Linked DNA regions of Mus musculus: regions 2, 3, 4 and 5 are each linked to region 1. The links are chromatin loops, found by intact Hi-C in ENCODE. Cell type or tissue: heart. All regions are shown on one strand. Each heading gives the region's core, and the rest is flanking DNA. Links, peaks and the distances in the headings are about the cores only.

Region 1 (6,089 bases), core at 1-5,000:
CTCCATTCTCAGAGCTTATGAACATCACAGCAAACATGCAAACTAAGTTATTCTTTTATACCCATCAGTCAATCAGGTCACTTTAATTAAGGTTTTGTTTTGTAAGGTTAAGTTGTGCTTTGGAGTTTATATTAAGAAATAATTGTGCTCCAGTCATTATTTCCATTTCAACACCAAGCCACAGAACCTTTTAAAACTTTGGGTTAAAAGTTTTCTACTCTTCCGAAGATCCTGAGTTCAAATCCCAGCAACCACATGGTGGCTCACAACCATCCATAATGAGATCTGACTCCCTCTTCTGGAATGTCTGAAGACAGCTACAATGTACTTACATATAATAAATAAATAAATTATTAAAAAAAATCTTTAAAAAAAGTTTTCTACTACCTAGAAACTACTTCCAGCCAAAGTCGGGTTTTGAGACAAGGGATTCCTCTCTGCAGACAACACTTTAGACTGTTAGATCAGTATTGATACTTCCTAGAGAGATGCCAGAATGTCCATAGGTCCAATGGCCCATTAGTCTCTCAGTCTAATGCCACTTTTCTGGGCATCTTACATTGCACAAAGTACCATGCCAAGCACTGTAGATTCCTGGGGAATCCAACAGGGCCTCAGCCTTTAAAGGAGTTGTTAGTGACTCTTCTCAGCTGACATTTTCTTCCTGGCCACTACACCTAGGGGATCATCAGATTCATCATGCTAGGCTATGTCCACATCTCTCAACATCCGCAGCAAGGCATGTCTCATTCCACTGTCCTCAGGATCACCTGTTCTCTGTAACCCAGATTGATCGCTCCCTTAGCTTTAACTTCTGCACCCCCACCCCCATTTCCCTAATCCCTCTTCTTTTGTTAAGTCTCAAGGTCTCCTTTTCTACTAGAAAGTAATAACTCTCAGAGACCCTATCATCCTCGTCATTGTCCTTTTAGGGACCACACTCTGTCCTCCAAACACCCTTATATCCAACTTCAAACTCAAACACTATTCCTACCCAGATTCTGATACCGTCTCTCCTTTGCAGTGCAATTCAATCCACTACTCTACCTCAATGTGTAGCCTACTCGCCCCTCTCCTTTTCAGTGTTAAGGAGTGTGTGGGACCCGTATTCTCAGTGTCCTCAAACTGTGTCTGGGCCCTGTATTCAATGCTCTCCCATGTCAATAGAGGAACCCAAGACTTTCTTGGGATGCATTCTATACTTGGCAGTCATCCCGCAGTGTCAGAGTCCAGGATCTCCTTCCAGGACCCTCACTCAATGCCCTCCCTTGTCGTGGCAGCCACTTCAATTTCCCTGGGGTTCCCTTCCCTCCTTCGCAGCGACTTGGAACTGTGTAGGTGCCCCGCATCTCCCCCCTGGGATCTTAATTCATTCCCTTTCGTGCCCTGTTTAAGATCTGCATGGGCTCGGAGTCCCTGCAACCGTACAGCTCCGCGTTCCTACCGCGCCGATCTCGCATCGGATGTCCCCCAAACCCTTGGGTCTACCCATCCCGCAGTCGCACCTCCTCGGCCGGCTGCGTGTTGAGCACCAGCACCAGGCAGGCCGGGTGGCAGTGAAGCCGCAGGAAATGGTAGAGGAGCCGGTCGGTGCCGAGTCCGCGGGCACACACCACCAGCCCGTCGCTGTCGAGCAGTTCCAGCACCTGCTGCCTCTCGTACTCCAACAGCGGCGCCATACTCCGCCGTTCGCCCGACAGGCCTGGCTCCATGGGCGCCCTTCCGGGACCGCGGCCGCACGCTGACGGAAAGAGCCGAGTCCAGCCGAACGCTGGCCGAACGCAGGGAGAGACGCCAGGGCCGAAGGAGCGCAGAACAGATGTAACTGCAATGGCCGACTGAGAGAGGCCGGATGTAGCCGAAGGGAGCCGAGTTCAAGAGAGCCAACCGATTGTAGCCGAAAAGGAATCGAGGCGGGGACAAGTGTGGCCGGAATGTGCCCGAGCCCAGGGCAGGTCTACCCGAACTCAGCCGAGAGGCGCAGAAAGCGTTAGCGCGCGTGCGCGCGCGTGTGTTTAGGTTCCCCATCCTTTGGCTCTCTAGACCTAGGCATAAACTAACAAAATGCAAACAGAGAAGTCTAATCCGCGTAATCCTCCAATACCGACAGTTCAGAATGTTGCTGTCAGTATTCCAAGTGCATCCAGAATCGACATCGTTTTCCTAGTGTGAGGGTTTTGTCTCTACTTTTGCAAGTATTCCTCCCCCTCCCCGCCTTGAAAATTTTTAATAAGCACAATACCTTATGAGTTTCAGTCTCTTGTTTGCAAAGGTCTTGAACTCAGTAAGTTATTTTACAAAGCCTCCATCAGGTGCCAGTTGCAGCCGCGTTCCTTCCACTAGAGGGACATCTTGGGTCGTGTTTGTAACTACCTAAAAAAACCTCCAGGTAAGCAATCTAGGAGGCATTCTCTCTCAGAATTCTCCATTCCCCTTTATTTTCAGCCCATACGAAATACAAATGAAGGCAAAATAGGATTGTTCCATTACTCAGGAATAACCATGGTTAACAACATACTTTTGCGTGCCCCCTACCCTCTGCCGCTGCTCAGTTTGTGCGGCTGCTTGCCTGCTTAATTATATGAAATAATAAACAACCAAGATTCGAAACCAGATTTTTGGTTTCTCCAGGTGGGACAGGCTATCTCACTTGTTGAAGTAAATTCAAGGCCAGCCTGAGCTAGAGATGGAGACCTCCAGCACAAATATAAAGGGTGTTAGGATGTAACTTAGTGGTAGATCCTGAGTTCCGTCACAAATTTTCCCTAAATCTCTGTCCTTTATGTGGCTGGGTTTTCTGTAATGTGGAGGCATATACTTGTCTAGTTACTGGAGAACGTTTAGTTGGCTCCCACTCCTCCCACCAGCACGCAACATAGCATTTCACTAGCTTAGTTCATACAGAAGTTCACTCAAACCCTCAAGGTACGTTTCTCGAATGGACGATTAGTGGGAGAAAAAGGACACATTTATTTGAGTTTGCTCGACCTTCATTACATTGCCTTCCCGTTTACCAATCTCCCTTCACATCAGCCGCTGCAAGTGGATTTGTTTTCTCTCTCTCCTCTGCTTCTTCCAGCGTTTTCCTTCTGTCTAGTCACAGTTAAAAGAGCATCTAATAATTTCTGCATCTTCCTGAAGTGGACAGAGATGCCTGCAGACGCTTTCCGCGCAGCATGTCTGGGAGCCAGGAGATAATGCCTGCAGTTCAACAAGCCGGTTATATAATCAGGCAAGGCCACAGAGCTGGATGGTATGTTTCTTAGCGTTGGTTCAGGGTACAGTAAGTAGTTACTCAGCACACATTCAGAGGTGGGTGTGTGGGTGTGTGGGTGATTCCTCCCAGGTTGTGGCAGGCAGAATAATGCAACCCAAAGATTGAATTCCCAGAACCTATTATTTTTCATGGCAAAGGAGACTTCACAGATGTCATTGAGCTAAACTCTTGAGATGGAGAAATGATATTGACTTATCCAGGTATGCCCAATATAATCATAAAGATGTGCTTAGGGGCAAAGGAGAGGCAGGGGACTTAGCTTCAAAGGGGACTGTGAAGGAGAAACTAAGGTCAGAATGAGGTAGAAAGTGCCAGGAACAGAGCGTTGAGGAGCTGAGGAACTCCTGCGTTCTCCCTTGGGAAGCCAAGACGTATCCCAGCCACCCCCAACAACCCACTGTTGGGGGACGTTGCATTTTTGTTATTTTAAACCTCTGTGTTTATGGTGCTTTGTTGCAGCAATAATGGGAAAGGGATGTACACGCTTTTCTTATTTTGACCACACTGAACTTTGAAGATGAAGTTCTCCGCTTATCCAAACAAACAAACAAGCAAGCAAATGAATAAAACTGCAGATAGGACCGTTCGAGGGAGAGGTTATTTTAGAAGGTCAAGGTTTATTGAAAATTCAGGCGTATACAGAGTGACAGGGGTGTAGCTCAGCGGAGGAAGCGCTTACTGTGAAAGCCTGGGTACCTGTGTGTGGTCCCTAGAATCCAGGCGAGAGATTGCACTGGAGACTGCAGCTTTGTTCCTGGGAGACAGTGACACTCCCTGGGGCTTGCTGACCGGGCCAGTGAGAGAGCATATCTCGAACACAAGGTAGCTGTCATGATGGCTTAGCTGGTAGAGATGTTTGGCATCTAAGCCTGCTGACCTGAGTTTGATCTCAGGAATTAACATGCTGGAAGGAGAGAATCAACTCCCGAAAGCTGTTCTCTGACTTCCACAGTGTGCTATGGCTCACACCTTTTGTAAATAAATGCATGTAATTGGAAAAAAACAACCAATGTGGACAGTGCCTGAGAACTGACACTCAAAGTGGACCTCTGGTCTCCACATGTATGGGTACACAGTACATATACATGAACATATGGGTAAATGCACGCATGTGCACACAGTAGCCATAGAGACGTGTAAATTCACATGGAGTATTCCCTCTTCCAATGAATGTTAATTGAGCATACAATGTGTCAGGTTCTGTAGTAGTGCTAGGTCTTATCAGGGAGCAAAGCAGGCAAATCCTTGCCCTGTGTTCTTCTAAAGAGCTAGTGTATGAAGAAGTCTGTTGATCCTCTAATTATGTGAACTCTGGTTATTTCTTGAACATTCCTAATTGTCCAATCACGAGAGTACTTGAAAAATTTTCATGCACCCCTAGTAAGCAGACTATCAGAGAGCTATTAAAGTCTGAATATGAATGTGGAAAGGGACCGATATCTAATATATACTGAAGAAAGTGTGGGAAGCCGCCCCCACATTCGCCGTCACAAGATGGCGCTGACATCCTGTGTTCTAAGTTGGTAAACAAATAATCTGCGCATGAGCCAAGGGTATTTACGACTACTTGTACTCTGTTTTTCCCGTGAACGTCAGCTCGGCCATGGGCTGCAGCCAATCAGGGAGTGATGCGTCCGAGGCAATTGTTGTTCTCTTTAAAGAGGAAAGGGGTTTCGTTTTCTCTCTCTCTTGCTTCTTACACTCTGGCCCCATAAGATGTAAGCAATAAAGCTTTGCCGTAGAAGATTCTGGGTGTTGTGTTCTTCCTGGCCGGTCGTGAGAACGCGTCGAATAACAATTGGTGCCGAAAACCCGAGACGAGAAAAAACTCCGGACTGGCGCAGGGAAGATCCCTCATTCCGGAACCAGAACTGCGGATCACGTTTATAAAGGTTCCCGTAACACAGACTGTTGAGAAGGATTCAACTGCCGAATTCAGAACTCATCAGCTGGGGAACGACGGTGATAAAGGTTCCCGTAAAGCAGACTGTTAAGAAGGATTCAACTGTATGAATTCAGAACTTTTCAGCTGGGGAACGAGAGTACCAGTGAGTATGTTTGGCCTTGAATTTTTTCTGGTGTTAGGAGCCCTTTTGTTCTTTTTCACATGTTATCAAGTGATTAAGATAGGGCTGAAAATTCTAGAGGAAATTCAGGACAAGCTATCAGAAGTAAAGCGGGAAGAAAGAGTAGGAACAAAGAGGAAGTATGGTACACAAAATAAGTATACAGGCCTTTCCAAGGGTCTTGAACCCGAGGAAAAGTTAAGGTTAGGTAGGAATACCTGGAGAGAGATTAGAAGAAAAAGAGGAAAAAGGGAAAAGAAGAAAGATCGATTAGCGGAGGTCTCTAGGAGATACTCGTCACTAGATGAGCTCAGGAAGCCAGCTCTTAGTAGCTCTGAAGCAAGTGAAGAATCCTCCTCTGAGGAAACAGACTGGGAGGAAGAAGCAGCCCATTACCAGCCAGCTAATTGGTCAAGAAAAAAGCCAAAAGCGGCTGGCGAAAGTCAGCGTACTGTTCAACCTCCCGGCAGTCGGTTTCAAGGTCCGCCCTATGCGGAGCCCCCGCCCTGCGTAGTGCGTCAGCAATGCGCAGAGAGGCAATGCGCAGAGAGATGCGCAGAGAGGCAGTGCGCAGAGAGATGCGCAGAGAGGCAGTGCGCAGAGAGATGCGCAGAGAGGCAGTGCGCAGAGAGGCAGTGCGCAGAGAGGCAGTGCGCAGACTCATTCATTCCCCGAGAGGAACAAAAGAAAATACAACAGGCATTTCCAGTCTTTGAAGGAGCCGAGGGTGGGCGTGTCCACGCTCC
Region 2 (6,242 bases), core at 508-5,507, 620 kb before region 1:
AACATGAGGGCAATCGACAGCCCAATGTCTCTCTTGATGGCACCTAGGGCATGGCCCCCTTGGCTTGCGGAAGTTAGTGCAGGCTTTTGCTCAATGATCTTGTTGACCACATTTGTAGCAGGTACCTGGTGGTCTCTGGGTCTTAGAAAACCAGGAGTCAAGGGCAGTGACTGGGGCTCGTTGGATAGCCTGTGCCAGCATATGGTATTGTTGTTTGCAAACTTTCTCATCTCTTTTATGGTATACTTTGAAGGCCAGCACTAAAACTTCTGCCTGTGGAGTTAGGGGTCCCCTTTCTAGCTTTTTAAGTTTAGCTCTTATGCCGGGGTAGCTCTGGGAAGAGAAATAGGTCATCAGAAGTAGCTTACCTTCTGGGTTTTCAGGGTCCATATTGGTATGCTGTAATAAAGTCTTTGTGAGGCATTCCAAAAATTGAGATGGATTTTCCTGCGTGTCCTGGACAACCTCTTGGAGTTTTTCAAAATTTACTGGCTTTAAGGCTGCCTTTCATGGATTGGAGAAATGGCTCAGCGGTTAAGAGCACTGACTCCTCTTCCTGAGGTTCTGAGTTCAACTCCCAGCAACCACATGGTGGCTCACAACCATCTGTACTGGGACTTCTTCTGGTGTGTCTGAAGACAGCTACAGTGTACTCGTATACATAAAATAAATAAAATCTTTTTTTAAAAGGCTGCCTTTCTAAGACCTGCCAAAAGGCATGTAATAAACCTGTCTCTGGCTAAAATACCACATGTGGAGTTATAGTCCCATTGAGGGTCCTGGTCTTAGAAAGGCAGCCTTTTAGAACTGTCTCCGATCCCATCCGCTCTGTTTGATGAATTTCGTCTGCACGTGTTCTTGCTTGCTCCCAAACTCGCCTGCATTCCTCGGGAAGTAAGTTATCAGTAAGTATCATATGTACATCGTGGAAAGTCAAGCTGTAAGATTGAGTGATATATTGAAACTCTTTAATAAAGGCAGAGGAGTTAGAGGTGATGGTCCACATGGCCGTGATCTCACTGCTTGTGCGGCCCCTGCTGTGGTGTGTGCCATAGCAGCTGTTGATGCTACTGCTGATTCCTGGGTTTCAGCGCCAAAACGATGTATTAAAACAGCGGCTTATGTCTGAACACAGCACACTAGACCAAAACAGTTCCATGGGTGAGAGGTTTATTGGGGGTGGGGGGCGGTGGTGGCAGAAAGAGAAGGGAGAAAAAAGAGAGGGAGGGGTGTTCCCCTTATTTATAATGACGAAATGCAGGTAAAGGTACCACTGGATTTTATCCTCAGCTCCAGAGCAAAATTCTTTACAGAAGTTATAGCTTACCGCAGGAATTTGACACTCGTGATGACCAAATCACATGGAAGGGAATGAATTATCCAAAGTCTCCCAGATTATACTTGGAATATAAATCAAGATTATTTTTGGGAGCCGGGCGTGGTGGCGCATGCCTTTAATCCCAGCACTTGGGAGGCAGAGGCAGGCGGATTTCTGAGTTCGAGGCCAGCCTGGACTACAGAGTGAGTTCCAGGACAGCCAGGGCTGCACAGAGAAACCCTGTCTCGAAAAACCAAAAAAAAAAAAAAAAAAAAAAAAAAAAGATTATTTTTGGGAAAGCCTTCACCCTGAGTCTTCTCTGAAGATTTCAGGAAGGCCATAGTAAGCAAAGTAAAGTTGTTCTTCTAACAACATTAGTTCTTCAGGATAAGAACTAGGTTTAGGTGCAGTAACATGTAAGCCCAATTCCCAAAGCTTTACAACAGTACACATTCATTTCTTAGGCTGGAGAGATGGTTCAATGGGTAAGAGAGGTTGCTGATCCTGTGGAACATCAGAATTTGGTTCCCAGAACTAAGGTTAGGAGGTTCAGTATCACCTGGAACTTCTCACATTCCAGGGATCTAGCAATCCTTCTGGCTTCCATAGGCACCTGTACTCACAAGGTTATATTCTATATAAAGACATACATACAAGCATAATTAATTTTTCAAAGAATTACTTATTTATCTTATATATACTTTAGCTATATGCTAAACATTGTAGCTGTTTTCAGACACACCAGAAAAGGGCATTCAATTCCATTACAGATGGTTGTGAGCCACCATGTGGTTGCTGGGAATTGAACTCAAGACCTCTGGAAGAGCAGTCAGGGCTCCTAACCGCTGAGCCATCTCTCCAGCCCATATTTAATTTTTTTAACTTTAAAAAGGTTTTTTTGTTTTTTGTTTTTTGTTTTTTTGGTGCGGGTGTGTGTGTCTTTAATCCCAACATTTAGGAGGCAGGAGAACTTCTGTGAATTCAAAGGCAGCCTTGTCTACTTGTCTATAGAGTGAGTTCCAGGACTACACAAAGAAATACTGTGTTGAAAAACAAACAGGAAAGATTTCTTTCCAATACCTTATAACTACAACAGACTAAGTGCTTAGCCTTCACTGGGACCAGCAGTTCTGAGACTGAAGGAATGATAGACACCGACACTTGCTACCTCTAAAAGCTTCTGCTAAAGAGATACCTAGGTCCCTTTCACCACATTTCATTGGTCAAGTGACCCAACTTCCAGCCTGCTAGGTGAAATGATCAGTGTTATTAATGATAAGGCATACAAGCTACCCAAACACTGGGGGGGGGGGGGGGTTGGTGTGTGTGTACTCATCCCGGGCTGCCTCTTAACTCAATACGTACCCAAGACCTGAACTTGTGTTCTTCCAGCCTCAGCCTGCAGACTGATGGGATCACAGGCACACATCGTCTGGTTTAGCTGTTTTGCTTGTGTTCTCCATTAATTCTCTCTCTCTCTCTCTCTCTCTCTCTCTCTCTCTCTCTCTCTCTCTCATTTGTATGTGTGCACACGTGCACACTTTGTTTCTTTTTCCAATACTATAGTTCTCTTCAAATATATATCTCCAGCTTTGCAATCTTTATAATCAGAAAATAAGTTTCTTCCTTTTGCCCACACCTAAATCAAATACTGCCTGGTAAGAATCTTTAGGCCTAGGTCGTCCACCAGGGGGCGGCCTGTACCACTGCTCCAGGAATTCCTATTGGCAGCAGGACCTCTGCCTAGCTGAGTCTGTCTCTCTTCCTTTGGTGTCTTTGCTCCATGGTCCCATCACATTCCTACGTATCTGGAAAGTTCATCTCTTACGTGGCTTGGAGAGTTTTCTTTAAGTCCCGAGGAAGAGGAATTGCAAGATTTCTGTCCCTGACCTCATGTTCTATCTCAGCAGATTTCAGTCCTGGATCTAACCACCAGGGCTATAACTAGATTCATCAGCTTCACCCTCTGCAGCATTTTCCACGGGGCAACCCTCAACCAATCAGAGACAGGAGCCTAGAGCTTCTTTCGTTTGTTCTCCGCATGGGCACTTAGGATACAATTTCTAGATGAATTCCCTAGAAGGTCTTGTTTGTGTGAGCTCTGCTCACTCAGACACAGAAACTTGTTCTTGCATTTCTGCCTTCCTCTGGCTCCATTCTCTGCTCCCTGGATATACTTTACAGCCCAGGCTCTGCTTTTGGGAAATGACAGATCATTCAGTCTGAGACATGGAGGTTCATACCCTGGAACCAAAATCCTTTGCTATCCTGTCATTGTCCTGCTCCCATCTTCACATCCCTTATGTCTTCATCCTGTCCCTACAGTCAGTAGAGACTTCTGGGGACAAAACTGTACCTGGTCCTCTGTTGTGTTCCATTAAAGGACCTGCCCTTGAGGACATGGTGGTCAGTCCATGCTAGGGACACGGTGAATGAATAGCAGAGGGACTGAATCAAGTTTCTTTTCTTCCCTCACTAATGGGTGTTGGACCTCCAGCCTCAAACATACTTAACAGCAAGCACATCCACTGATCAGCATCTCCAGCTCTCTGTTTCTTCAACCCCCTTATCCCTGGTTTAAGAAGGATGTCAGTTGCTCAGGCTGACCTTGAGCTAACTCAGTAGCTTTGAGCTTGACCTCCCTTGGACTGTCCTTGAACTTGCCATCGTTCTGCCTCAGCCTCCCAAGCAGCTCTGGGCCTGTAGACCTACCTGAGTTGATTCTTCTTCTAACATTTATTTAGCTGATGGAGGTGGGGAATGTGGCTAATGTGCCTGTGAAGGGAGGTGGCTCTCGACTTTCAGCATACACTTCCTGGAATCAGATTCAGGTCCCGAGGCAATGTAGCAAGTGCCCTTAGCCACTGAGCCATCTTGCTGGCTCCTAGCTTTCTCAGACATGCTTTTACTCGGTAGCTCAAGCTGGCTTAGAACTCACTATATAGTCTAGTCTGGTCTCAAACTCACAACAATCTTTCTACCTCAGCCTTCCAAGAGGTCAATGTCTTTTTCACAGAGCAAAACTGAGGAAAGGTGAGAAAGAACTCCCACGGGAGGTGCTCCAAGAGCGGAGTGCTCTGCATGAAGCGTCTTGAGGAACTACGTACCACCATGAGCAGTCCTGTCCCTACTCTCAACTTCTGTTTTTCATCTGTCAGTAGAGTACCCAAGCATCTTCCAGGACGTCAATTTCAAAACAATGCCCTATGGTCATCTGCAGGGACCCTCCTGGAACAGGTGGCTCTGAGTGTTGGGGTCACAGGAGGCCATGCCCTTTCTTAGGGTGCTGAACACTCAGGTTGTCATTTACTTTTTCTATAATCTAAAAACTTGGAGTATTTGAAATCTCATCTGTCCTATATCAAAAAGGTTTGACTGAGTGGTGACCAAGGCCAGGCAGAGTAGTGATGGCCACACAAGAAGCATGACATGAGACTGTAGAAGGCACGCACACTCCAATGGAAAGAGCATTACCCACTGGGTAGCAGGAAAGGAAGGAAGACTTGTCCCTGTGAATTATCATAGCAGGGACCAAGACAGATTGAGTACCAAGTGGAATGAGTTCTACTCATGGCCCCTCTTCTCTTTTCTTTTCCTTCCTTCCTTTCTTTCTTTCTTTCTTTCTTTCTTTCTTTCTTTCTTTCTTTCTTTCTTTCTTTCTTTCTTTCTTCTTTTTTCTTTTTTCTTTCTCTCTTTCCTTCTTTCTCTCTCCCTTTCTTTCTTCTTTCTTTCTTCTTTCTCTCTCTTTCCCTTCCTTCCTTCTTTCTTTCCTTCCTTTCTTCTTCTCTTCCTCCTCCTCCTCCTCATTTGGTTTGTTTGTTTGTTCATTTGTTTGTTTTAAGACAGGGTCTCTCTGTGGTAGTCCTGGCTGTCCTGGAACTCACAATTTAGACCAGAATGGCCTCAAACTTAGAGACCTACTTGCCTCTGCCTCCTGAGTGTTGGGATTAAAGGCATGGACCACCTACTTTTAATACTTAACATTTTAAAATTATTTTAGTGTGTATATATGAACATGATGCATGGGAGGGCACAGTACAAGTCCAGAGGTCAAAGGACAACTGTGTAGAATCAGTTCTCTCCTTCCCCCTTTACATGGGTTTTAGGATCAAACTTAGGTTTCTAGGCTTGTGTGGTTCCCTCTAAGCCATCTCACCATGCCTCTGGCTTCCCAGTTCTCAGACCCTCAGTGTCTCTCTATGACAGTGAATGGGTTGGGGTCCTAGGCGTACAACCTGTGTTGTGAACCTTCAAGCCAGGGAAACCCAATTCACCTTGTCATTTTTTTTTTTTTTTTTCTGGAGATCATTCTTACCCTTACTAGAATTTGTCCATGGAGGGGGGGTGGTTCCAAGGTTTCACTCAGATCAGATATGAAATCTAAACAACAAAAATTATTGACCAATTGAATAGTGCTAGTCTCAGGGGCAAAAAGCAATAATGTGTCCCAATTATCATGCCTTTTCAGTATGAAAAGTAGGCATCAGTTGAGTACACCTCCTTGCTTACACACATTCCCCAGAAGAACCATAACCATCCACAAACGGGAAGCCTGAGGCAGACTGCACGGGATAGATAACTCCCACACGATCCTGCTCGCTCCATTCCAGCCCTTGTGTCGTAAGCGCCCCTCCCCCACCTCTCCGAGGTCTGCCTCATTGTATAGTCCAGGCTGGTTCCGAACTCCTCACGTTCTTCTGACCTAGCTTTCTAGTCCACCACCACCAAGGCTCCAGCTCTTTTTATTAGAAATGGCTGCCTGACTTGGGACAACCCTTGACTACCTCAGTTTCTCGCTTTGTGGTGGTATTAGTGAGGAGATTGTAGAGTGTTAATTGTGACTGCCCCACAGGAGCAGTTACCCGCGTTGTAAAATGTTACAGTAAATTAGAATAACACGGCGAAAATTAGCATACCGTCCCCC
Region 3 (6,242 bases), core at 666-5,665, 410 kb before region 1:
TCACTGTAGGGGTAGGTTTTGGGGTTTTCTCCACCCAGCTCCACCCAGTGTGGAAGAGAACCTTCTCATTGCTGCCTGTGGAATACAGTCTCTGTCTGGCTCCCTTTGGATCAAGATGTAGAACTCTTAGCTTCTTCTCTAGCACCATGTCTGCCTGCATGCTGCCATGCTTGCTGCCGTAATGATAATGGACTTCTGAAAACTGTAAGGCAGTCCCAAGTAAATGTTTTCCTTTAAGAGTTGCCTTGGTCATGGTGTCTCTTCAATAAAACCCAAACTAGTACACTATGTATAATTTTTTTTAAACTATCAAACTTTTATTACAAGTTTTAATCTAGCCTTTTATTACAGAATTTACAGCTTTTTAACTATACTCAGTAAACTTACAAATCCTGAGATAGTTTATAGCATATTGTTAAGAGTTTTTTTGTTTTTGTTTTTGTTTTTTTGGTTTTTTTTGAGAGCAAATAGCAAAGAAAGAGTAGAGATAAAAGATTTTTAAGAATGAAAAGTAGAAACCCCTTAGTGATAAGAGACTTGCAAGCATAGAAAGTGTAGGTGTGAGTGATTTGGGGGTTTATTTGTGCAATGGTAAAAGTTATTGCCATAGGAGACAATTTGAAAATCGAATGTGGGGCTGGAGAAATGGCTCAGAGGTTAAGAGCACCGACTGTTGTTCTTCCAGAGGTCCTGAGTTCAATTCTCAGCACCCACATGGTGGCTCACAACTATCTGTAATGGGATCCAACACCCTCTTCTGGTGTGTCTGAAGACAGCTACAGTGTACTCACATACATAAAGTAAATAAATCTTTAATCAAAAGAAAAGAAAAGAAAAGAAAAGAAAAGAAAAGAAAAGAAAAACAAGGTGTTTGCAGTAAGAGTGAGGCTTTAATAAAATCTCTGAGTCTGAGAAGGGAGAGAGAGAGAGAGAGAGAGAGAGAGAGAGAGAGAGTGAAAGGGGGAGGAAGGAAGGAAGGAAGGAAGGAAGGAAGGAAGGAAGGATCATATAAGGCCCAGGCAACACAGGAAGCAGTGGGACTTTCGGGAAGGAACTGAGAGACAGAAGGACAGAGTTGCAGATAGGAACTTCGCCTGACAGAGGCCCAGGAGGACAAAAGGAAGTTTTGAGATTTTGCAGGCAACTCCTATCAGGAGGCAAGAAAACTCCAGGAAGGAGCTGAGAACATGTGGAAAGGGAAAAAGGGCTAGAGAGGGGGGCAAGGGTCCAGGTGACAAGAATTTCAACCTGTGGCAATGCCAAGCTAAGAGACTTATCAGAGATAAATGTCCCAAAATGGACAGAGCAGAGGCATCACTTTCCATGTGGCGGGGGCCCAGTAGGGTGAGAGCATTAATAGAGAGATGCCCAAGTGATGGGCACCACAGGAGGCTCAGAAGGCTCCAGGAGCCAGAGTGACACCAAGTGGGCCAGGAGGGACAAATGGTTAGAGGAGACAGAGGGAAGCAGCACCTGAAGAAAGAGGTGAAGTTTGGAGTCAAAGACGGTGGGAGGCAGAAGCCGGCGAAACAAATGATCCGCATACACCTTAAGAGAGTCATATCTGCAGCTCAGTTTGGTTAAGAGAGTCCGAGCCCCTTGAGAGGGAACTCATATATGCTTCTCCTGCATTCCAAGCTCCAGGTGAGTGAAAATGAGACACATCCACTCCTAGGTGTGGGTGAGGGGAAGGCTTTTATTGTAGATATGAGGAAAAGCACAGCCAGGCGTCCAGAGCAAGGAGAGAAAATAGTAGACTGGAGATGACCGTAGACTGAACTGGTCCAGGGGAGGAGAGGAGTAGGGAAAGAGAAGAGAGAGGGACCACAAGAATGCAAGCCAAGCCGGGCGTGGTGGCGCACGCCTTTGATCCCAGCACTCGGGAGGCAGAGGCAGGCGGATTTCTGAGTTCGAGGCCAGCCTGGTTTACAAAGTGAGCTCCAGGACAGCCAGGGCTATACAGAGAAACCCTGTCTCAAAAAACAAAAACAAACAAAAAACAAAAGAATGCAAGCCAAAATGGCAGTTATCTGGGAAAGAGAAGCTGGGTGTGATGGTTTGTATATGTTCAGCCCAGGGAGTGGCACTATTAGAAGGTGTGGCCCTGTTGGATTAGGTGTGGCCCTATTGGAGTGGGTGTGGGCTTTAAGACCCTCAGCCTAGCTGCCTGGAAGCCAGTATTTTGCTAGCAATCTTCAGATAAAGATGTAGAACTCTCAGCTTCTCCTGTGCCATGCCTGACTGGATGCTGCCATGCTCCTGTCTTGATGATACTGGACTGAACCTCTGAACCTGTAAACCAGCCCCGATTAAATGCTGTCCTTTATAAGAATTGTCTTGGTCATGGTGTCTGTTCACAGCAGTAAAACCCTAACTTAGACACAGGGGAAGCGAAGCCCCTGAGCTGGATAGGTTTAGAGTAGGGAATGAGGTGAGAGAGGCAGAGAGGAACCGCAGGTACTGAGTGAGCCTGCAGCCACCATGCACGTCAGCATATTAATTAGGCACCATGGTTAGCCATTTGTCCTGAGTTTCTTTAGGACCTAACAGGTTTTGTATTTATATATTGAGAAGGGTCTTGTTATGTAGCCCAGGCTAGAAGTGAGTTCAAAGGCTCCTAACACAAGGAAATGATGAATGCTTATGCTCCCTACCCAACTCTGATGAAGGCCAACACTGTATACATTCGTAGAAAAACTCATCACACTGTTCTGATAAGCATATATAATTAAAGTCAGCCAAATGTGTCAGCACACGCTTGTTATCTCTGCATTGGAGGGAGGAGGCAGGAGGATCAGCAGCACCCTGGGTTATATGGTGGGACTCTGTGTCAAAAACAAATAAACAAGGGGCTGGGGAAATGGCTCAGATGTAAAGTACTTGCCACACAAGCAATAGGATCCGAGTTCAATCCCCAGCATCCACAGAGAAGCCGGTAATCCAAGAGCCGAGGAAGTAGACCCAGGCAATCCTCGCTGGCCGGCTTGTAAGTCTAGGCAATTGGTGAGTCGAGTTCAGCAAGAGACGCTTGATGAAGACACCTGACAGCGATCTCTGGCTTCCACACTCATACAAGCATACACACATTTCTCCACAATTCCCACAGCACCCCACGCCTCAAATCAGTTAAAGATGTTAAGGACAATCGTGGAGAAGGCAGGACAGAGCAGAATGATAACACGATTCACTAAGACCTCCACCACTGAGGCAGAGGCAGGGCCAGCGTCTTTGAAGCTGCTTATTCTTAGGGTGTGGCCCAGATCCCGACACATCAGTGTCACCTGAGAACTACTCAGAAAGGCACATTCTTGGGCCCCACTCCAGGTCGACTGACTCACAGCTCCAGGGATGCAGCCCAGCAGTCTGCAGACACAGCCTCCTGGGGATTCTGGTGCCCACAAGAGCTTGGAAGTCCCTGAAAGTCCCACAGTTGTTCAGGGTCAAATCTGTGTCTAAGTCTTGTTGACATCAGGAGTCTGCACTCTGAAATGGACAGTGCCTTAGGTTTGAACAAGCTGGGCCACGTGGAAAATGAGTCTTTCACGTACAGGAGTCCAACTCTAAGACGCTCTTGTCACTCACACTGAGAGCCTCATTGATGTGACAGGAGCTGTATTGTCATTATTACTACCGTCCCCAAAAGGAGAAAGGAAAGCTAACAGCAGTTTACAGCATCACTCAGTCGCTGTCTGACAAGAAGTCTGGAAGACACCGAGTTACTTAGGCGATGGGAGAACTTTTCGGATTGCTGCATTTGTTGTTGTTCTGGAACCTTCTAAAGCTCACTCTGAGTACCTCCAGAACTAGCTTTCTCCCTGACAAACTAAAGGAAGTTTTGGCCCCTTGACGTCTTTGTGAGGTTGGCAATCCCCCTGGTCAACCAGAGAACCAACAGGTTTGTTGTTTTTTTACTCCATCTGTTTTGATTCAACTATAAGGGATAGTTTCTAGAACATTCAGACTTCAGGCATCTCTTTGTAAAGTGTCTCAGTTGAATGTCATCTTGCCTATGATCCTTGTGTAAAGAACTTCCAACTCCTGGTTTCAATGACAGGTGGGCCTCAGCCATTTAGAAGGGCCAGGGATTGGAAGGGACCAGGGGCACGGGAGGGGGTTCTGGGACTCTATTTTACTCATGGTTGGGACTACAGTTTAGGATCTAGACTGGCACACTGGAGCTAAGCTTAGCTTCCCCGGATAGTGAAAGCTGTACCAGAGGCCAGGGCTGAGGGTGAAATGAGGCTCCTGCCCAGCCGGGCGCCCTGGGGAGAGCCTCCTATCTGGAACAGAAAATACTCCAAATATTTCCTTTTGGGAATGGGGAGGATAAACCAGATGAAATGTGAAGAGGTGTCTGAAGGCTGGAGGAAACTAGCAGGCCCTTCCAGAACTTCTATTTGCGGTGAGAAACCTTGGCATGGGGCAGCCAGCTCTACTGCAAAAATAGACCAGTGTGCCGAGAAACAGCTCAATTCTGGAAGCAAACGTTCCTCTGCAGGAAAGAGCTTCTCTCCCTCTGCTTCATTCTGCTCTGTACCACAAAGAAGAAGGAGAAAGATAAGCATTTGCTTGTATGCAATGTGTGTGTTTGTGTTTGTGTGCGTGTGCGTGTGTGTGTGTGTGTGTGTGTGCACATGACCATACGCACGTGGTCAACCTTGGGTGTAAATTTCCTTGGGTGCTACCTACAGATTTTTGGTTTTCGTTTGATTGTTTCTGAGACAGGGTCTCCTACTGAGACCTGGTGCTCACCAGGTTGGGTAGGCTGGCCAAGGAGCTTCTGAGATCCTTCTGTCACACCCAGTGTTGGGGTCACACCCTGATTTTTGCATGGGCTTGGGGGATCAAGCTTAGGTCCTCATGCTCGAATGGCAAATGCTTTACTTCCTGGGGCATCTCCTCAGTGCCCAGAGAAGCATTTTAAGAAAAACTGGAGTGTCTATGCAGAGTCATGGCTTCTCTATCAGAACCAAAGCCATTAAAAGAGACATGGGGCAAAAAGATTTGAGATCACTGCCTGGACATCCCGAGTCTCACAATCCACCAGCTGCTATGACACAGTGGAGCATCAGCTCTGCTTTCTGTTCATTTCCTTTTGCTTCTATAAAGGTGAGATGACAATGAAAATAAGGCCCAGTGTACAGCAAAAGGGATGTAGCAAGACAGAAGTGACTGTGACTCAGATGTTATCAAAGACAAGATGAAGCCTGCCTGAGAACCCTCCTCTTAAACAGCAGGTCAGTAAGGTGTGACAGTACTGTAGAAAAAAACCACAAGAGCAGGTGTAATCCTGAGGGCATACTCATTCTGGACTCTGAGGGGCTCAAAGGGCTCTTCTCTATACAAAGCCATTCTCTTTCAGGAGCCCAGACCCTGAGCAGGGAGAGAGTCAGGTCCCAGATGGAGATGCTGATCAACTTCATAGCATCACCATGGAGCCAGATCTGGAAATTCTCTAGGGGTTGCTGAACAACCCTGTCATCCCTACCTGACCTCAGCCGCCGAGTCCCTGTGAACACTGTCCGCAAGCAATCATCCCGGCGGGGGGGCTTTGTTCTGCAGTCCAAGCCACCTGGAGAAGAACGTGTAAGGTGGAAGTATGGAGAAAGATGGCTCACAGATACAGGAAAGCTGCAGAGGGAGCCGAGTCAGTTCCAGTGTTCATACAGGGGCAGACTATGGCAACTACAGCCTAAAATGGTGAGCAAGTGGTTTCTGAGGGCTCCGTACAGAGCAGTGGCTACTGCTGAGGTGACCTGTTTGTCGGGTACCTGATCTACTCATTATACACTATCTACAGCTATTAAAATGTCATGCTGGAAGGGTAAAAAAGGGTACCTCACAAGCACCAAGACCTGTGTTCAATCCCAGAAACCGTATGAGAAATGCCAGGCTGAGCCTGTGCCTGTAAGTCCAGCCCAGGGGAGACAGTGGCAGCAGGATCCTTGGAGCTCTCTGACCAGCCAGCCTACCTATAATGAGTGAGCTCCAAACCCAAGGGAGACCCTTTAAGGAGGGTCTTAAAGGAGCTGCAGAGTTTTCCTAAGGATACTGCACAAGACTACCCTCTGACCTCCACAATCATATGTACACGTGTACACACACACACAAACACACAAAGAATCACCTTGAGTGATTCAGTGTGAGCAATGATCATGCATCAATTAAAAGTGAGAAGGCTGGGGGATGCCTCAGTGGGCAAAGCTGCCACTGTGCAGCCTGAGAACCTAGTTGGGATCCCC
Region 4 (6,242 bases), core at 366-5,365, 520 kb before region 1:
ATCTGCAAGAGCAACAACACTGTTTACTTCAGAGTTATCTCTTTAGCTCCTAAGAGATATTTCTTAATTACATGTGGATCTTACCATTTAGCTTGAGGCCCATGTGAGGCGTTAATATTTGAGGAAGTAGTTGAGAACTGGAGATGCTCTCTTGTGTTTTTGGCAGTACTGTGGTCTGCTAGGAAAACAGTAACAGGTCATCTTCTTGCTTTTCAGGACCTGAATGAGTTTAAGGAGATGGCAATATGTGTCTTCCCCAGGTAAGCCTTGTTCAAGAGCCCTGACGTTTAAGACACTGAGTGAGGCGTATGCAGCGCAGTTAGTCAAGTGGACAAGCTGGGAGGCGAGTTAATGGATGGGACATCCCCAGCGTTGCCATAGTTGACTGTTTAAATTACAGGTAGTTTGATCATGCCTTTAAAGATCGGATTCTAACAGAGTGAAAGTGGAAAGTAGGTGACAGCTCCCTTTTTCTCTCCTGCTTCAGCTGTCTGAAGGACTGGTGAAGGGTCCTGTCATAGTTCTGGCCATTCACACATGTGGGATGTACCAATTTAATTGTTGATGTGTCTCAGCTGACAGTGCTGTTTCCTCAGTTAAGAACTAGATAGAGGCTGTCCCCATTCTGTGTCTGCTTCTCCCACTCTGGGTAGCCAGGCTCATTGAGCACTCAGCTATACTGGAGGGAAGACAGGGATGCACAGATAGGATCTTGGTTAGTGCTGAGTGCAGGGTAAAGAACACATGCACCTGGGAGCAGCTTCAGAGAACTGGCTCCGTTTATTAGGGGAAACAGAGGCTATTTAAACCTTTGTGGGGTATGGTGGCAAGTATACATTATTGGCTGGGGCCGGAGTGCTGAGGTTGCCTCATTTGCATGAGGAAGAATTCTAGGTGCGCTGTACTTGACCTTATGAGGGGAGAGGAAGTTTAACCTGATCATTGCCTACATGAGCTCCTCTGAGGAGGCAAGGGTCAGGGTACAAGACAACGTGCACCAGGACCTGCAGGCCTAGAGCCTGAACAGAACAATCCTACTCCTGCCGATTGTCCCCATTCTTGCTCCAGGCCTGCTTTTTTGATCCCATGGCTCTCTGGCCCCACACATCTTCTATCTTTGATTAAACACTATTAGTGTTTTCCACAGTCAGCATTGCACTGCATGCTAGTTTGACTACACCATGCATACATGTCTGAGGAACCGCAAGTAAAATGCATGGAGCTTGAACAGTAAGACAATATGTCTTTTGAAGGAGGGCAAGTTAGGATAGCTATTGCTACTATGGCCACAGTGTTTATATTTATGAGAATTTGTCCATGGTCACTCTGTTCCCTGGTATTTCTGGTCCCTGTAGTAGAGTAGTTAAGTGGTCTCCTTTTCTCATAGCTGTGATGCACTACCTGACAAAATCAGCTGGCATCGGTGTGAGGGTACAGTCTGTCTTGATGGGAAAGGAAGGGTGGGGGTTTTGGAGTTGAGCACTTCTCACAAGAACTGATCAGGAAGCAGAGAAAGGATTTACCTGCCTTTCTCTGCTATTTTACCCACTCAGTGGTAGTGCTGCCAGCGTTCTAGGTGGGTCTTCCTTCCTCAGTTAAGCCTCTGAAAACTTCCTCAAAGACTGACACAGAGGTGTGCTCATGGTTGATTTCAAATCCAGTCATGTTGACACTGGAGCTTAGCTGCCACTGTAAGAAATGGTAGCAGGAAACTTCCCAATGCAGACTTTGGCTTCCATAAGAGTTCAGACTGCAAACCAGATGGTGGCAGTGGGCAGTGGCAGTCTGGAAGGGTGGATCCACAGAACAGTAAAATGTGCAGTGCCTGCCTCACTTTCAAGATAGATGCTAGCCTCCTCCCTCCAGGTACAGGTACGGAACCTGTCCCTTTGGCTTAGTATGGACTGCATGCAACACTTCAGTGAGTGAAGGAAGCCAGAGGATGGGACTCTGTCCTCAGCTCATCAACCACATTGCCGCTCGGTTCACACTGACCAGTGTGTTTGTTTCATCTGTCCACTTCTATGTGTTTTATGAAAGTATTTAATATGTGAAGAATATGTTTTATTTATGAAACATTTTAAGTATTTTATATTTTAACAAAGTACATTTTCAATATTGATATATATTTTATTTACCTTATTAAAATGTATTTTGTTTCCAGACTCTTGGATACTAAGTTGATGGCCAGCACACAGCCTTTTAAGGTATTATTTAAATCTGAACTATCACTCATACGATATAATTTGAGATTTCTGTTTGTTTGAGACAGACTCTTGGTATGCTAGGCAGGCCTTGAACTCACCCTGTAGCTGATAGAAGTAACCTTGAACTTCTGATCCCTCCTGCCTTTGCCTCCCATGTGGTTGGTGCAAGTGTATGCCATCATGTCCAGCTTTCTTTGAAATTTTTTGTATGACCACAAATAGCTTTGGAATTCTGATCTAGTTAAATGCGATTTCAGACACGTTAAAAAATTAGAAAGGAAGAAGAGAGAATTTTGAAAAGAACAGAAATAATATAAAAATGTGAAGTTATCTTTATTTTTCCCACCACCACCACCCTGCAACACACACACACACACACACAGGGTTTCTCTGTATAACTGCCTTGGCTGTCCTGGAATTTGCATTGTAGACCAGACTGGCCTTGAATTCAGAGATCCACCTGCGTCTGCCTCCCAAGTGCTGGAATTAAAGATGTGCTCAACCACTGCGCAGCTTGTCATGTATGTTATTCAATAGCTTATACCTGCAGACAGTTTGTCCTTTTTCTGCCTGCCTGCTTATTTTGCATATTTGGACATATATTCTAATAAGGATAATTAGTTAATTATTTACATTCTTGTCAAGGACTTTCTGAAGCCTCCTGAACAATACGTTAAGACAGTGCTTTCTAGTTCTGTGTCTCTACCAGCAATGGAACTGCCTGTAGCCTTTTTGCAGTGCCTGTCAAAGTACTGACATCCCCAACCCCTCAGCAAACAACATGGAAGTTTTTTTCCCTCTGCCAGTTTTATCCCCAAAATTTTGCTTTTGTAATGAGGTTGGCTTTAAACTCCTCCTCCTGCTGCCTCAGCCTCCCAGGTAGCTGGGATTACAAGTGAGCACCAGCACTGCCTGAGTTTATAGGTTTTACCCTGTAAGTCTTTCCATTCATCACCTTTGAGTAGTGACCCTTGAACTTGTTCCTTTCACAAATGTGTTCTAATGGCTTCTGTTCTTTTAAGAGACACAAGAGGGCAGTATGGCGTGCATTTCCCACGTGGATACCCTAAATTGGCTCTCCTTAGTCTCTTGCTGAGATGACATGTCCTAATTCTCCGCTTACTGCTTTGCAGGATATCATTAACAACACATCCCTTGCAGAGTTGGAAAAGCGGTTGAAAGAGACACCTTTTGACCCTCCCAAAGTTGGTAAGAATATTGAACACGAAAACCATCAAACTTTGGAAATTACTATGTTAATATGTTATATTCAACTTTGGAAATGCAAATACGTTATATGAAATGTCTTGGAAATGGTAATGTGTTATTTGTGGACTTTGGCTGGGTTAACTTCTAGGCCCTTGGTAGATGGCTGCTTTCTGAATAATGATGGTATTCTAGTTCCATGTCCAGCTATATCCACATCATGTTAAGAGTTTTATGGTAGCCATTTACTGTGATGTTTGGCAATTAAAGTTTTAAGGCTTTTATTTCCTAATGCTTAGAATTCTTCCAAAATTTGATGTATCCTTTTATCTGGTGCATTATTTGAAGATAGACAGTATGTCAGTGACTGATCATTGGAGATGCAATGAAAATACATTTTGGGTCTCAGAAAACCTAAGAACTAGGCGTGCTGCCTAGATGAGAGCATACCTGTGTCCTCTGAGCTAAACAATGTCACTGAGGAAAGCCTGTGTTGAGGCACTGTGTCCTCCGTCCTGTTACCCACATTGAGTTGCTGACCTGCAGTTAGCATTCTATGGGCTGTGGTCAAAGACACTGATCACAGCACTAATGGTCCAGAAGTTGGTGATGCAGGTAGTAGGGTAGCATTGCTTCCCTTCTGGGTAATAGTCCAAGAATCCAATTACGATGTGAACTGGGTAGAGGGAGGGAAACCAATACCCTGTGTGTAACTGTGTAATGGGATAATTGATCTGGGGAATAATGATCTTCAGCAGGTGGTGTCTAGGGTCTTACTTAAGCACTACATTGTTAAAAGGCTTTCTTTCTTAGCAAGTGTCAAGCCCAATATTTGGTATGTAAGGAAATTAAAGAATTCTTACATAAAAAAGCATAAATGATTCCAGCCATTCCATCACTAGTTTCCGCTCTTGCTTCTGACGAGACACTGGCCTTTTTTGGGGGGGCGGGGGGTGCTTTTTGAGACAGGGTTCCTCTGTATAGCCCTGGCTGTCCTGGAACTCACTTTGTAGACAAGGCTGGCCTCGAACTCAGAAATCTGCCTGCCTCTGCCTCCCGAGGGCTGGGATTAAAGGTGTGCACCACCATACCTGGCTCGACAGTGTTAAAAAACACTCATTTCCCACTTGATTTTAGGAAATAATTACTTATGAGTAAGAGCTGTATTCTGTCCTATTATTTTCATATTTCTTTGGCACAGAACTTACTGAAAAGCAGATTATTCTCACATTCATTCAGCACTTGTATGTGTGACTAAGAACCAACTTATGAATGGTTTTGTAGTACAGTGGCCCCATGGACTAAGGGCAGCATTACAGCAAGCTCTGATCTATTTGGTCTGTATAAATTGCTAGGTTTGCACCAGCCGGGGGCCTGCTGCATCTGGCTGGACTTGTTGTTTTCTGGGACTATTTGGGACACTGGTGGAGGATGGTCATGAGCATGTGGCATGTTCCAGGACCCTGCCATTTGCTGCCCTCCCCCAAAGCCTTACGAGGGGAGGTGGATTATCATCTCATTTTTAGACAACTGGGGGGCTGAGGGGTGCAGTGCTTTGTCCAAGGGTCACATTTGTGTGAGTGACGGAGGGAGGGATTGACGGTCATCGCATGACCTCTCAGCGCCTCTGGTTTGTTATTTACTTTGCCTACAGAGTCTTACTTTGTAGCCGAGGTTGGACTAGAACTCACTATTTAGCCTAAGCTGGTCTCAAACTTGCTGTGGTTCTTTGCCTCAGCTTCCCACGTACATCAATTTTAGGTGTGGCCACCGTGCCCAGCTTGAAGTTCTGCTTAGTCTCTGCTTTGTCCTACATGTATGGTAAGAGTAGCAAGGAGGACTTGTCACAGGATGGGAAACATAAGATTGCAAATGGCTCCAGTCGGTGTGGCTGTGGAGGCCTACAGCTGAATCTTGGTAAGGAAACTGAGGCCTTTTTTTTTTTTTTTTTGTCTGAACTGCAATTCCCATTTTTAGGGATTTTGTTATCTCATATTCTAAGAATAGAACTGAGCAATAAGACAGATTTCTTTGTGTCTTCAGGCCACATACAATACACAAGACTGCATGCAGTATGGATTTGGCCAGACATCATGCTTCATATTCTGCAGTGCTCTGGGAGAAATTGATCGTTCCTTTGTTTCCTCTTTAGAAAGTGCAGAAGGCTTTCCAAGCTACGACACAGCTTCTGAGCAGCTTCATGAGGCGGGGTACGATGCCTACATCACAGGGCTCTGCTTCATCTCCATGGCAAATTACTTAGGTACCTGAGATACATGTTTCTGTCAAATAGAGTGAATAGAGGCGGCTTAGATAACAGATCCATCCGTGTTTCTCCTGGTGCAGGAGACTTGGAATCCTGGGATTGAGGTGCCCACACCTGGACACCAGCTTTCTAACAGTTGTCGTTTACATATCCTCACACTGTAGAGTGCTTGAGGGAGGAAGCACCTGTGTTTCTCGTGAAGGAACCAGTTACCCTATTTGACCCCCAGATAGCGCATTTAAGGTTATCATTGTTTGGGATGTGGCTTCCATCTGGAAGTGGGGAAGGGATGGCAATCTGCATCACCACTGTGGTCCTAGGGTCTGGCCGTCCTTATAGAAGCAGGAGGGTGATGAGAGGGGAGCTAGAAGACTTGAGGTGGGGACACTCAGGAAGGGACAGCTGCCTGCTGCCTGTTGTAAGATGTGTGGACCTTCAAGAGTACCATTACCTCTCTGAGTGTAACTCACCATGTCTGAGCTTCTGCACGTTGACCATGTACTGTGTGTAATATCCTGCTTCTCTTCTCTAGGTTCTTTACTCAGTCCTCCAAAAATGTGTGT
Region 5 (6,242 bases), core at 687-5,686, 420 kb before region 1:
ACCGCTCTACCACCCTCCCACCCATCCATCTACTCACTCAGCCACTCATCATCCAGTCATCTTAGTTTTTGATGAATTTCTCAGTTGTAAACATTCACATACAGGAATTTGGGAGGATGGTAGAGGAGAAATTGGGATTCCCCTTTTAGGTTCAAAATATCCCAGGGCAGGCTGGCCGTTGCAGCAGCCTCCCGAAAGGAGACTAAGAGGAGGAGACGACACGTGCTATTTGAGCTGCATCAGGTCTGACGGCCAGTTGACAGGCAGCGTTTGGTGAGGAGGCCGGGAAAGGGAAGAGGTCCGAAGGGTCAGTAAAAGTGCTAGGTTCTGGCCAGCTTCTCACGGACGCAGGAAAGGGAATGCTGGGCCTTTTTACCTCGAGCCTCAGAAAGGCAGGCTGGCTCAGCCAGACCGTACTGTGGGCATGGGCATCTGGAGAGGAAAAATACAATATCTCATTAGAAGAACATTGATTTTTACCTCTCATTAGCATGGCTTATGGTGAGCCCATCTAGGTGTTCCCTTGGTCAGGTGATGGGCATGGCTCAGTGGCAGTGTTAGGCATCACCAGGCCAGAGATGCTGCTCTCCTCCTCAGAAGGACAGCAACACACCCTGCCCTTACATACTCTGGGTCTTAGCCAGTTAGTAGTTGTCTATATCTAGGGACCTGGGAGAATCATACCTTGAGTAAAATACTCTTTAAGGTACCATTGAATCAGTAACCAATGCTACTGCCCCAGACTTGTTCCTCTGGCCCCGCTCAGCCAACCCCAGTTCCACTCCTAACCTCAGCGGCACCCAGGACTGTTTTGTTTTGTTTTGTTTCTCTCCACAGATTAATCTCTTGGATTTTATGAAAGCTGAATGAGAAAGTCTATACCCAAGATGGTATAAGATTGGGGTGAGGATGTAGCTATATGGCAGAGTGCTTGAATAACATGTTTGAGTTCGGAGTTCCATCCCTAGAGCTGAAAAACAAGAGAGATGAGTCTTGTTTCTCTCAGCATAATGTCGTTGGGCTTTATCTATGTTGTGCATGCAGCATTTCTTTATTATTCACCCATTCATTTAGGTGCTATGCATGTATCTTAGGGTTTCATTGCTGTGAAGAGATACCATGACTATGGCAACTCTCAAAATGGACAGCATTTAATTGGGGCTGACTTATAATTTCAGAGGTTCAGTGCATTTTCATTCTGGCAGGAAACATGGCAGCATCCAGGCAGACTTGGTGCTGGAGGAGCTGAGAGTTCTACATCTTGATCTGAAGGCAGCCAGGAGGAGACTGTCACACTGGGCAGAGCTTGAGCTTATTTTATATATGAGATCTCAAAGCCTGTCCTATAGTGACACACTTCCTCCATCAAGGCCACAACTATTTAACAAGGCCATATATCCTAATAGTGCCACTTTCTATGGACCAAGCATAAAGACACATGAACCTATTGGGCCAAACCTATTCAAACCACTACAGCATGTAATGCAGGGCCCTGTGACGTTAGGCAGGCACCTCACCACTGAGCTACCCTAGCCTCTTGTTTCTTTCTGAGCATGTCTATTCTAACAGTTTGTTCATGACCCATAAACATGTACATTATTTCCAGTTGCAGACTTTTGTAACTAAAATTTGTATAAATATTTTTGCTTAAGTCATTGATTTTTCTTTTCAAAGAGCAAAATTTTTAACTGGGGGAATAAGTAGCAAGGGTCAGGCATGGCCCAAGAAGGGCTCAGGTTAGTTGTGCATGTCTTCTAAGAAGCTGTCAGGTCTTTCTCCAATGTGGCTGTGTCATTTGTTTGTTTGTTGCATATGTGCGTGTGTGGATGCATTTGCCTGAGTGGGCATGTATGTGTTCAGTGCAAGTACACTTACAAGCAGGTAAGGGAGGCCAGAGATCAGTGTCCTGTAGTTTCCTCAACTGCTCCCGACTCATTCGCTGAGGCAGGGTGTCTTGTTGAACCCAGAACTCACCAGTTTGGTTAGTCTGTTTGGCCAGCTTGCCCCAGCTTTCTTCCCCAGCTCTTGAGTTCTGGTATTACAGGCTGGCCACCACATACATGCCAGCCAGCATTTGTGTGGGTGCTAAAGATATAAACTCACATTCTTGTAGCTTCTGTGGCAAGTGTGTTGTCTCCTGAGCCATCTCCTCAGTGTATTTATGTCATTACAAAAAACCTGGGAAGTCCCAGGACTTCCTTTATTTGCCAACATTTCCTGGAATTGGTCTTTGACTTAGCCTCTGGGTAGGGGTGCACTGCATGCAATGACCACGTCAGCCTTTTCTCAGATGCCTAATGTGAGGTACGTACTCACAGTATCTTTTCTTCATCAGATGTTCTGCAGTTGTTTCATCCCAATGTATGGCTTGCAGCTCCCCTTTAAAAAAAAAAAAAAGGTGTGTGCTCCTCTTTGCAAACGTACATGTTGACTTCAACTCAGAGGTTGACTTCAAGAATCTTCCTCTATCGTCTTATTTGAGACAGGGTCTGTCACTGAGCCTAGAGCTCATGATTTGGGTTAAGCAGACTGACCAATGATCCCCAGGATTTGCCCTGTCAACACTGGGATTACAGACAGATGTGCCACCACACCTGCCTCTGGTCCTCACTCTTGTGCACCGAGTACTGAACCCACTGGGCCATTCATTACCTTGGTCTTATTTTAATTTTGATGGATAGATTCTTACCCTGTACCCTAAGACACTCTAAAGTGGTAAAACTGCCCTTTAGTATTTCCTTCTGGAGACATGGGCGCAGTCATGTCTAAGTGTACCATTCGCCTCAGGGTAACTTTAGTGTCTGGTGAGGCTGGATCTTGCTCCCTTCCTCCATAGGGATGTCTTGTCCTTGTAGCACCATCAGTAGAGGCTTTGGTACTTTAGTGGGGAATCAGTGTGGGTGCTGGGTGTGCATTTCAGAAGCTGCTGTTCGTATTGCTAAGTGGCCAAGTCTGGGTGCCCTGCACGTGCCCTTCTCACCTGCAATGTCTTTGCACTAACCTTGATCTTGGGAGGGATCAGGCTGTAACACTTGGCTACACAGAGGCCAGGCTGAGCCATCTGTCCCAACCTGGGAATCACTGATACTTTGAAACAGTTTAATATCTGTGAATGACTTGGGTTTTCAATCTCATGACAGATTCCATGGAGGGCTGGAGAGGTGGCTCAGAGGTTAAGAGCACTGCCTATTCTTCCAGAGGACCCAGGTTTGTTTAATTTCCAGCATCCAAATGGCAGCTCACACTGTCTTTAATTCCAGGGGATCTGATGCCCTCTTCTGGCCTCTATGGGCAGTGTATGAACATGGTGTGCAAACATGCATGCAAGCAAAACACCAGTAAACATAAAATACAAAGGAATACTTTTTAATGTCATTACTTCAGTCATTTTTTTACAGTAATGCAGAATGCCCTGGTGTGTCATAATTTTGTTGGGAATGGGGAATAAAATAGCAGAAAGCTGTTTCCTGTTCCTGCTAGCTGGGAGTCACTTCCCCTCCAAGTTGTCTGGTGTTTGCTAGCGTGAGCTCAGCTTTCCATCAGCTGCTTGGCTGTGTCTATCAAGCTAGACACATGAACTTGAGAAGCACTTGATGCTGGCTCTCTGGTGAGTGCTGTGCTTTCAGCTACACAGGGTTTTGTTTTTGTTGAATGGACATGTTTGCCATGTGTGGTGCTGAGATAGCCGCACAGTGAGACTGCCTCACACAAATGAGTAACTGGACAGAAGAATGAATGAATGAATGAATGAATGAATGAATGGCAGCTCTGACCACCTGAGTTTGATCCCTGAAACTCATATAAAAGTGTGGAAGCGAGACCTAGCTCCACAGAGTTGCCCTCTGACCTTCACATGTGCTCCTTGGCGTGAGCGCGCACGCGCACACACACACACACACACACACACACACTAAATAATAGTAATAACAACAAATTTAAAGGTTTTCAAAAGGATGTTTTATTTAGGATAATTCTTGTCAAAGAAGAAAGGAACAACAAGAAAGAGTACTTTGTTAATGATGGGGGGCTTTTAAGCTGTGTTTGATAAAATCAGAGGCTACTGGGCTGGGCGATGGCTCAGTGGGGAGGACCTAAGTTTGAATCCCCATTCCCACCTGCAGCTGGATATAGTATCAACCCCGAACAGCAACAGTAAGCTGAGAGGCAAAGGCTGGAGAATCCCTGGAAGCTCATGCCATCTAACCTAGCATACAAGGGAGTGAACATTCAGAGACCCTGACTCCAACAAGGTAGAAAGCAAGAACTAACACCAAGATTGTCTGTCCCCTTGTACCCCCCCCCCCAAACACACACATGCGTGCAAGGGTTGGGGGAGGGAGGAGTCTTCATATTGATTTTGTTTGTTTGTTTGTTTGTTTGTTTTGTTTTTTCGAGACAGGGTTTCTCTGTAGAGCCCTGGCTGTCCTGGAACTCATTTTGTAGACCAGGCTGGCCTTGAACTCAGAAATCCGCCTGCCTCTGCCTCCCAAGTGCTGGGGTTAAAGGCGTGCACCACCACGCCCGGCTCATGTTGATTTTTTTTAATGAGAACCAAGGGAACCCTAGATCAAGCTCAGCCACAGCCACACAAGCCAGCCTGGGTATGTAAGTAAAGACTTGCTCAGTGCCCATGCACAGGAAGCCCAGGGTGACCAGCATGCACTTATGCATGTTATGTGGGCACCGTAGCCATTCGTCCTGGGCTTCTTCAGGACCTGGCATTGAGCCTTTTTGCTGCTGCTAAAAGGTAACATAGTACCTGTCCTTAGAGGCATTGCAGGTGTGGCTGCTGTGTCACATGTGTGTCAGTAGGGGGCAGAGAGGCTGTGCCTAAGCTTAGTGTTCTGACCTGTGAACATCTGAATGACTGGTAGCCTATACACCCTGAGTAATCCCGAGACCACAGAAACAAGCCAGGGACTAAGAATCTCACCTGGGACCACAGGCCCTGGGCGGGAGTAGATGACCCTTTCATGGGTCACTTGGGTGGGCCTGGTGAGGAGTGTGCCGAGACAACCACTAGACTCACTAAGCAGGCCTAATGGCACACACCATGCCCAAGATGACCCCCTGCCTGGCACCATAATGAATGAGTGGAGCACAGCACTCTTGAAACCACTCCTGAGATGACCCCAGACACTCAGAGATTCTGTGCACCATTCAGAGGAGCAAGTAAGTGATGGAGAAGTGGAAGAGAAAGAGAAGCAGAAGGATGTGGGCACATGAAGAAAGGCAGACCTGGAGATCGGGGGTAGTGAAGAGCAGCCTGATGTGAGTAGCTGGTGATGCCACCTGGAACCGTGGGGCTGTGGCCCTGCAGCAGCAGGGATCTGTTACCACCAAAGGCCAGGCGGACATCCCTGATCTGAGCTGCAACCCAACATGTGGATGTCTGAGGTCTGTGCAGAACTGGCCCCACCCCTCATGTGGGCATCATGGGAGAGTTAGCCCTGCTCCTAGCTAGCTGCAGTGCTCAGGAGAGCAAGCCCTACACACTGTCAGAGTTTCCAGTGTGCTGGCCCCAAGGATAAGAGCCTGGGAGAGCTGGCCCTACCACTCATCTCTCTTGCAGGGATGTAGGTGAGGGAGATCTACCTTACCTCCTCCTGACTCATACCAGCACTGGAGTCCTGGCCCTGGGGTCATGAGAAAGTAGAGCTATCCCTGCTGCTCACAGACTGCAGTGCTCAGGAGAACAGGTCCTGCACCTCTCCTGTGCAGCAGAGTAGAGCTGACCCTGGTGGTTGGGGTGTGGACAAGGCAGCCCCTGAGGGTGTGACCATGGGAGAGCTAGCCCAGCCACTTGTCTGCTGTGCAGTGACATGGGTGAAGGAGAGCTGCCCACCCCTTTATCCCCTGTCACCTATGGCAGACAAGAGGGCTGTCCCTGCACCTCCCCTGGCCAGCACAGTAGAGTTGAACCTGATGGCAGGGACACAGGTGAATCAGCCTGAGGGTGTGAGCATGAGAGAGCTGACCCCATAACTTGTCTGCTCAGAAGCAGTGTGGGCGAGGGAGAGATGCCCTGCCCCACCTCGTCCCTTGCCACCTACAAGAAGAGCTGGTTCCACCCCTCACCTGCTCCAGCACTCAGGAAAAGTAGCCCTTGCACCTTACCTGGGCAGCATAGTAGAGCTGGCCTTGGATGTGGAGTGAGCAGGCCTGAGGGCAGGAGCACAGGAGAAGCAGCCCTGCCTCTTGTCTGCTGGCTGGTGGTGCAAAGGGGAGACACCCCCTCCTCT

What was found. Peaks named below come from ENCODE experiments on the same cell type or tissue, not always from the same donor. Only the 100,000 strongest peaks of a DNase experiment are listed, where the experiment ranks them.
Region 2: it touches region 1 in a loop (5-fold over the local background); 13 of 42 quality-filtered maps call a loop at or near these places.
Region 3: it touches region 1 in a loop (2.6-fold over the local background); 7 of 42 quality-filtered maps call a loop at or near these places.
Region 4: a loop joins it to region 1, with 3.0 times the contacts of the local background. A loop is called at or near these places in 15 of 42 quality-filtered maps.
Region 5: a loop joins it to region 1, with 2.5 times the contacts of the local background. A loop is called at or near these places in 7 of 42 quality-filtered maps.

What each region holds. Positions count from the first base shown.
Region 1 is chr16:13,105,558-13,111,646 of GRCm38, reverse strand. It overlaps Ercc4 (excision repair cross-complementing rodent repair deficiency, complementation group 4), which reads right to left and starts at 1,911. Exons shown (of 11, transcript NM_015769.2): 1 at 1,506-1,911. The coding sequence starts at 1,712. In heart, for the core only: CTCF peaks have their summits at 2,125 and 2,324; DNase peaks (open chromatin) are centred at 1,826 and 2,306; H3K4me3 peaks cover 1,988 bases; H3K27ac peaks cover 1,502 bases.
Region 2 is chr16:13,730,744-13,736,985 of GRCm38, reverse strand. The region is part of intron 1 of Pla2g10os (phospholipase A2, group X, opposite strand); the gene reads right to left. It also overlaps a transcript of Pla2g10 not described here. Among named protein-coding and RNA genes, the nearest start is that of Pla2g10, 3.4 kb to the right of the region's middle. In heart, for the core only: a CTCF peak has its summit at 3,008 (motif pointing right); a DNase peak (open chromatin) is centred at 3,045.
Region 3 is chr16:13,518,643-13,524,884 of GRCm38, reverse strand. It overlaps 2310015D24Rik (RIKEN cDNA 2310015D24 gene), which reads left to right and starts at 3,778. Exons shown (of 4, transcript NR_160674.1): 1 at 3,778-3,895; 2 at 5,110-5,237; 3 at 5,363-5,700. In heart, for the core only: no CTCF peak of the experiment used is centred there; DNase peaks (open chromatin) are centred at 3,304 and 4,247.
Region 4 is chr16:13,625,548-13,631,789 of GRCm38, reverse strand. Parn (poly(A)-specific ribonuclease (deadenylation nuclease)) reads left to right here. Exons shown (of 24, transcript NM_028761.3): 14 at 217-260; 15 at 2,165-2,207; 16 at 3,341-3,416; 17 at 5,566-5,676; 18 at 6,212-6,242. Among named protein-coding and RNA genes, the nearest start is that of Parn, 40 kb to the left of the region's middle. In heart, for the core only: a CTCF peak has its summit at 3,228 (motif pointing right); no DNase peak of the experiment used is centred there.
Region 5 is chr16:13,530,068-13,536,309 of GRCm38, reverse strand. It overlaps the pseudogene Gm25276. Among named protein-coding and RNA genes, the nearest start is that of 2310015D24Rik, 12 kb to the right of the region's middle. In heart, for the core only: CTCF peaks have their summits at 3,279 (motif pointing left) and 4,807 (motif pointing right); no DNase peak of the experiment used is centred there.